Linked DNA regions of Homo sapiens: region 2 is linked to region 1. The links are chromatin contacts, found by Hi-C or POLR2A ChIA-PET in ENCODE. All regions are on one chromosome and are shown on one strand. The core of a region is the stretch at or near the end of the contact, and the rest is flanking DNA. Distances in the headings are between cores, read along the strand shown.

Region 1 (2,782 bases), core at 283-2,782:
GAGTGGGTGGGAGGGCATCATTTCCAGAACTGTAACATAGATCTTCCTGCCTCTCGGGGGCATTCTGAAGACCAGAAGGCAGGGGACACAGGAAAAGGAACTGAGCAAGTCATGACGAAGCAGAACCCTGGGAAGGGTTGGCAATAACAAACACAACCCCTGCCACCCCCACCCCAGACAGGTTCTACCTGTTCCATCGGGTCCCAATTCCAGGGTCCACCAGCTGCACACACCAGTCCCAGGGCTAGGGCACAGGCACCCTCCTGCCTAACTCGCCTGCTTGCTCCATAGGCCATACCTTTTAGGAGAAATGAAGGGAATGCAGAGAAGCAACACAACAAAGACCTCCGCATAGAGGAAGGTGGCAACTGCAGTCCACTGCAGACTCATCCTGTTGCTAGAAGGTTTCCCACAGGAAGATGTGAGCTTGTTTCCTGGCAGGGCACAAAAGGTACGGGACTTGTAAGCGCTGGGCAGCCAAGAACATCCAGTTCAGTTACCCTGCGAGGCTGGGGCCGCCACTCTCCACCCTGACCCCCTGCACTTTGCTTCAAAGTCTCTGATGCGCTGGCGGAAGCAGGGCTCCACTCGGCAGGGCCTCTTGGCCAGCAGCGTTCACAGGCCCCACAAACTTCCGTTCGCTGGTCAATTACCTGCCCCCTCCAGCACGTGTGTCAACACGTCCAGAGCGGCCTCTCCCGACGATCCCTGCCCCAGGAAGCCCGAGATTTCCGACGCCCGTTTAACTGAAAGGCGTTCTTCGGGAAGAGCAGTGCCAGGGCACCAAGAGGAGGACGCCTCGGCACCCATCGGGCGCTCCCTTCCCCGCCAGGCAGAACTCAGCCGCAGAGGCGGGCGCTCTGCGGGCCCAAATCCCCGCTACCAGGCAGGCCCAAGGCCGCACCTAGTCCAAGCGCTGCCGACGCCCCCGCCTCCCACCGTCCCCACGGCGCCCGCGGAGAGAAACCGGCACCTCCCTCGAGGATCCAGCGGCCTTCCGCCCGGGGCCGCTTCGCCTCCGGTGGGCTGGAGGCCCGCAAGAGCGACTCCTAGAGGGCAGGATTCGGGACCAAGCGCAAAGGCAGGTCTCGACCAAGCACCTCAAGGCCCCATACGGAGAAAGTTCTAGACGCAGTATCCTCAGAAGCCAGGGGTCCTTACAGTAGCCCTCGCGGGCCCCAGCGCCCACCCAGAGCGAGGGGCCTCCGACTTGGCCCCGGCCTGGCACACCGTCCCGGAGGCCCATCCCGGCCGCTCCTCCAGGTGGGGCTTCACCGCCCCCCGCCCCGCCCCCGAGACCAGCTTCTAGAGGCGCCGCCCGGTTTCCCCTCGCCCCTGCCTCTCACACGCAGGTAGGCTGCGGGCCCCGAGATTCCCCGGCCCCCGGGCCTCCCCGCGCCGCTCGCCTCTCTCCCTCGTCGATGGGCCGGGGAGCCTCCGCGGTCCCGGAGCCCAGCCCGGCGCGCGGAGCCCGCTCACCGAGTTTCCCACAGTCAACGTGCAGGCCCCGCCGCAGCAACAGAACTCTCCCACAGCAGCCCCGGCCCCGCCCCTCATACCGCGGCCGGAAACCGGAAGCGCCCGCCGGGCACCGCCCACCAGCCCTCGCGAGGCCCCGGAGGCTCCGCCCACCTCCGCTTCCCACCCCGCCCCGGAGCGGAGGGCCGGCGCTCCGAGCGGGAGAGGAAGAGGCGCCTCGGGCTCCGGGCGAGCAGGGCGGGGTGGAGCGAGCACGCGGGCGGGGCGGGGCGGGGCTTTGTCGGGCCGGCGAGGGCCGCTTCTCTAGTCCGCGCGGCCGTCCCACGTCTCTGTGGTGCGGGAGGGGCCCCGCCGAGGGGCGAGAACGGGAGGTGGGGGTGTGGGCGGGCCCCGCCGAGGGGCGAGAACAGGGTGGGGCTCCCGCGCCCGGACTCCGCCCCTCGCCCCTCCTCCGCCTCCTCCCCTTCCCCCGACTCGCCCCTGGGGAAGAGTGGGTGGGGATTCTGGGCCGGTGGAGGAGTCACTGTCGCTTCAGCCAGGCTGCGGAGCGGACGGACGCGCCTGGTGCCCCGGGGAGGGGCGCCACCGGGGGAGGAGGAGGAGGAGAAGGTGGAGAGGAAGAGACGCCCCCTCTGCCCGAGACCTCTCAAGGCCCTGACCTCAGGGGCCAGGGCACTGACAGGACAGGAGAGCCAAGTTCCTCCACTTGGGCTGCCCGAAGAGGCCGCGACCCTGGAGGGCCCTGAGCCCACCGCACCAGGGGCCCCAGCACCACCCCGGGGGCCTAAAGCGACAGTCTCAGGGGCCATCGCAAGGTTTCCAGTTGCCTAGACAACAGGCCCAGGGTCAGAGCAACAATCCTTCCAGCCACCTGCCTCAACTGCTGCCCCAGGCACCAGCCCCAGTCCCTACGCGGCAGCCAGCCCAGGTGACATGCCGGTGCTCTCCAGGCCCCGGCCCTGGCGGGGGAACACGCTGAAGCGCACGGCCGTGCTCCTGGCCCTCGCGGCCTATGGAGCCCACAAAGTCTACCCCTTGGTGCGCCAGTGCCTGGCCCCGGCCAGGGGTCTTCAGGCGCCCGCCGGGGAGCCCACGCAGGAGGCCTCCGGGGTCGCGGCGGCCAAAGCTGGCATGAACCGGGTATTCCTGCAGCGGCTCCTGTGGCTCCTGCGGCTGCTGTTCCCCCGGGTCCTGTGCCGGGAGACGGGGCTGCTGGCCCTGCACTCGGCCGCCTTGGTGAGCCGCACCTTCCTGTCGGTGTATGTGGCCCGCCTGGACGGAAGGCTGGCCCGCTGCATCGTCC
Region 2 (2,700 bases), core at 120-2,619, 1.3 Mb after region 1:
AAAAAATTAGCCGGGCATGGTGGCACGTGCCTGTAGTCCCAGCTACTTGGGAGGCTGAGGCAGGAGAATCGCTTGAACCCGGGAGGTGGAGCTTGCAGTGAGCCGAGATCGCGCCACTGCACTCCAGCCTGGGCAACAAGAGCGAGACTCTGTCTCAAAAATAAAATAAATAAATAAATAAATAAATAATCAAAATAGACCCCATTACCAAATTTTCATGTTTTCAAGGATTCTCTAAAACCTACAATATTATCAATTACATATTCACAAATAATTACTGAATACAATATGGTATGTGGTAAAGTACAAAGGAGTACTGTGGCCATTTGTGATAAATAGAAATCAAATTGGAAATCTTCATAGATAACGTATTTTTTCTTTTTTTTTTGGAGACGCAGTCTCACTCTGTCGCCCAGGCTGGAGTGCAGTGTCGCGATCTCGGCTCACTGCAAGCTCCGCCTCCCGGGTTCACGCCATTCTCCTGCCTCAGCCTCCCGAGTAGCTGGGACTACAGGCGGCCGCCACCATGCCCGGCTAATTTTTTGTATTTTTAGTAGAGACGGGGTTTCACCATGTTAGCCAGGATGGCCTCGATCTCCTGACCGCGTGATCCGCCCGCCTCGGCCTCCGAAACTGCTGAAATTACAGGCGTGAGCCACCGCGCCCGGCCAGATAAGGTATATTTTTATTCCTTTTATTTTTACTCAACTCCTATGGTGCCACAAAATCCTATATTAAGCAGTATAATTGAAAAGAAAAAGAAAACAATAGCACAATGATTATAAAGAAAATAGCCTGAGTTAACTTCATTTGTGTCACTCCTAAAGCAGTGGATCAGATGTCAATGTTTATTATCATTCACTAATTACATTTATGAATAATTTTTAAAAGTAAAGGAAAAGACTGGCTGTTTTAACTAACATAATAGAAACTGTTGCTGGATTTTCTGTTGAAGGTATATTTTGAAGTGAGTTTTATTAAGTATAACTCGCATGTAAAATTCAAAAGAAAAATTAAATACATAAATAAAATGTGTCTTCCTCCACTAAAAGAGTAGGACACATCGCAGAAGCCGATAAATATTTGTTCAATGTTTACATGAACAAACACGGTCACTCAGCCGTCTTTATTTTCAGTGAGTCATAGGTAAAATATTCTTCACCAGGCGAGGATTGAGTCGCAGTCGCGTCAGGAACTCGCCTCCAGGTACTGAGCGAGCGAGCCCCGACGGCCGCGGTGGGTGGAGGGGGGAAAGTGGGGGAGAGTGGGGCGGGAGTAGAGGGAGAGCGAGGGAGGGAGCCTCACCCCCGGGACGCTTTCTGCGCACGCGCATCTCGGTGCATCTGTTGGGCGGGACCGCGGGGCCTGTGACACCGCACGCTGAGCTCTGTGATGTAGCCGCTTGCGGAGACTGCAAGCAGCCGCGGCGCGCCCGGCCCTCCCTCTTCCGCTGCCGCCGTGGGAATGGAAACATCTGCCCCACGTGCCGGAAGCCAAGTGGTGGCGACAACTGCGCGCCACTCCGCGGCCTACCGCGCAGATCCTCTACGTGTGTCCTCGCGAGACAAGCTCACCGAAATGGCCGCGTCCAGTCAAGGTAAGGGCGGGCGCGCGCGCGGCCGGCGCCGCGGGGAGCCGCCTTCCTGGGCTCCGGAAGGGGAAGGGCTCCGCGCCCGCCAGTCGCGACCGAGCTCCCCGGGGAGTCCAAGCGGCGCGGGGACGGGGAGGGCGCTCGGGGATCGCCCCTGGCTCAGCCGCTCCCAGGGTCCGGCCAAGGTCACGCGCGTGTCTGGGGCCTAACCACCCTGGGGTGTCGTCTCCAGTGGAGCTCACCCAGCCTTCCGGCGCCGCCCCCGGCGCAGAAGCCCGAAGACATTCTGTCCCCGTTCTCGGAAGCGGTCTGGCTTCTTTGTCCCTTTGGACGTTCATCTCAAATGCCTCGTGGCGTCATTCTGTGTACAAGGCACCTCCCCAACTGCTTTATTGTTGGTTTTGAAAAACTAGCACATATGGGATGGTACTTAGGAATAGCCTTCTGTTTAGTCGGCATAGTCAAAGATTCCGTGTAATTCGCAGTGGAGCACGTCTTTAAGTTATGCGTCTTACCCTATTTTGAATGTTTAGGTTGTATTTAATTTAGTACTGACTCACGGGATCCCATTGCTAAACAGAGCCATCATTGAAAACTCAATCATATAAACGTAAAATTACGTAAATTATGTTAAAAACAAAGGCAGTGAAAATACTAAAAACTCATCACTTTTATTATTTACCATGTTTTATTGTTACTTTACTTTTGAGGTTATTTATACATCTATTGTATCTTTGTGGAGGAGATACTATACTATGGTGCTCTACTGTGCGTCTCTTCCCATCTCTGGGTTCAGTAGTTTCACAATTCAGTAATGTCATGCTCACGATGAATGAATACGCAATGGAAATTGGCTACACTACAAATCAGCCCTTGCCTAAAGCCGACTGTTAAGCATTTCACCAGCACGCCGCTAAATTTTAGATGACTCTGGGAAGGTGGAATGTGCAATGTGATAATTATGTATTTTCCTGCAGAGCAGACTGCTCTTATAGACTTTTATAAGAGCAGACTGCTCTTATAGACTTTTATAAGAGCAGACTGCTCTTATAGGTTGATCAGGTATTTGCACCTAGGAAATTGTTGTGAGAAATTTTGAGGTTAAGATG

What was found. A loop is a pair of places that touch in the nucleus more often than their neighbours do. ChIA-PET counts read pairs that join two places held with the same protein, here RNA polymerase II (POLR2A). Pooled maps may share reads with other maps.
Region 2: a loop to region 1 is called in a map with no recorded cell type, with 13 times the contacts of the local background. The contact joins the promoter of FUNDC2 here to the promoter of BCAP31 in region 1. A Hi-C loop is called at or near these places in 2 of 37 single-sample maps with no recorded cell type and 7 of 50 pooled maps. POLR2A ChIA-PET finds 5 or more read pairs at or near these places in 1 of 52 experiments (activated CD8-positive, alpha-beta T cell).

What each region holds. Positions count from the first base shown.
Region 1 is chrX:153,722,855-153,725,636 of GRCh38, forward strand. BCAP31 (B cell receptor associated protein 31) reads right to left here and starts at 1,533. Exons shown (of 8, transcript NM_001256447.2): 1 at 1,480-1,533; 2 at 299-434. The coding sequence starts at 390. It overlaps ABCD1 (ATP binding cassette subfamily D member 1), which reads left to right and starts at 2,002. Exons shown (of 10, transcript NM_000033.4): 1 at 2,002-2,782. The coding sequence starts at 2,413. RefSeq lists silencers at 812-991, 1,202-2,161 and an enhancer at 2,622-2,782.
Region 2 is chrX:155,025,475-155,028,174 of GRCh38, forward strand. FUNDC2 (FUN14 domain containing 2) reads left to right here and starts at 1,370. Exons shown (of 5, transcript NM_023934.4): 1 at 1,370-1,597. The coding sequence starts at 1,465. RefSeq lists silencers at 1,191-1,280, 1,551-1,870 and an enhancer at 2,048-2,700.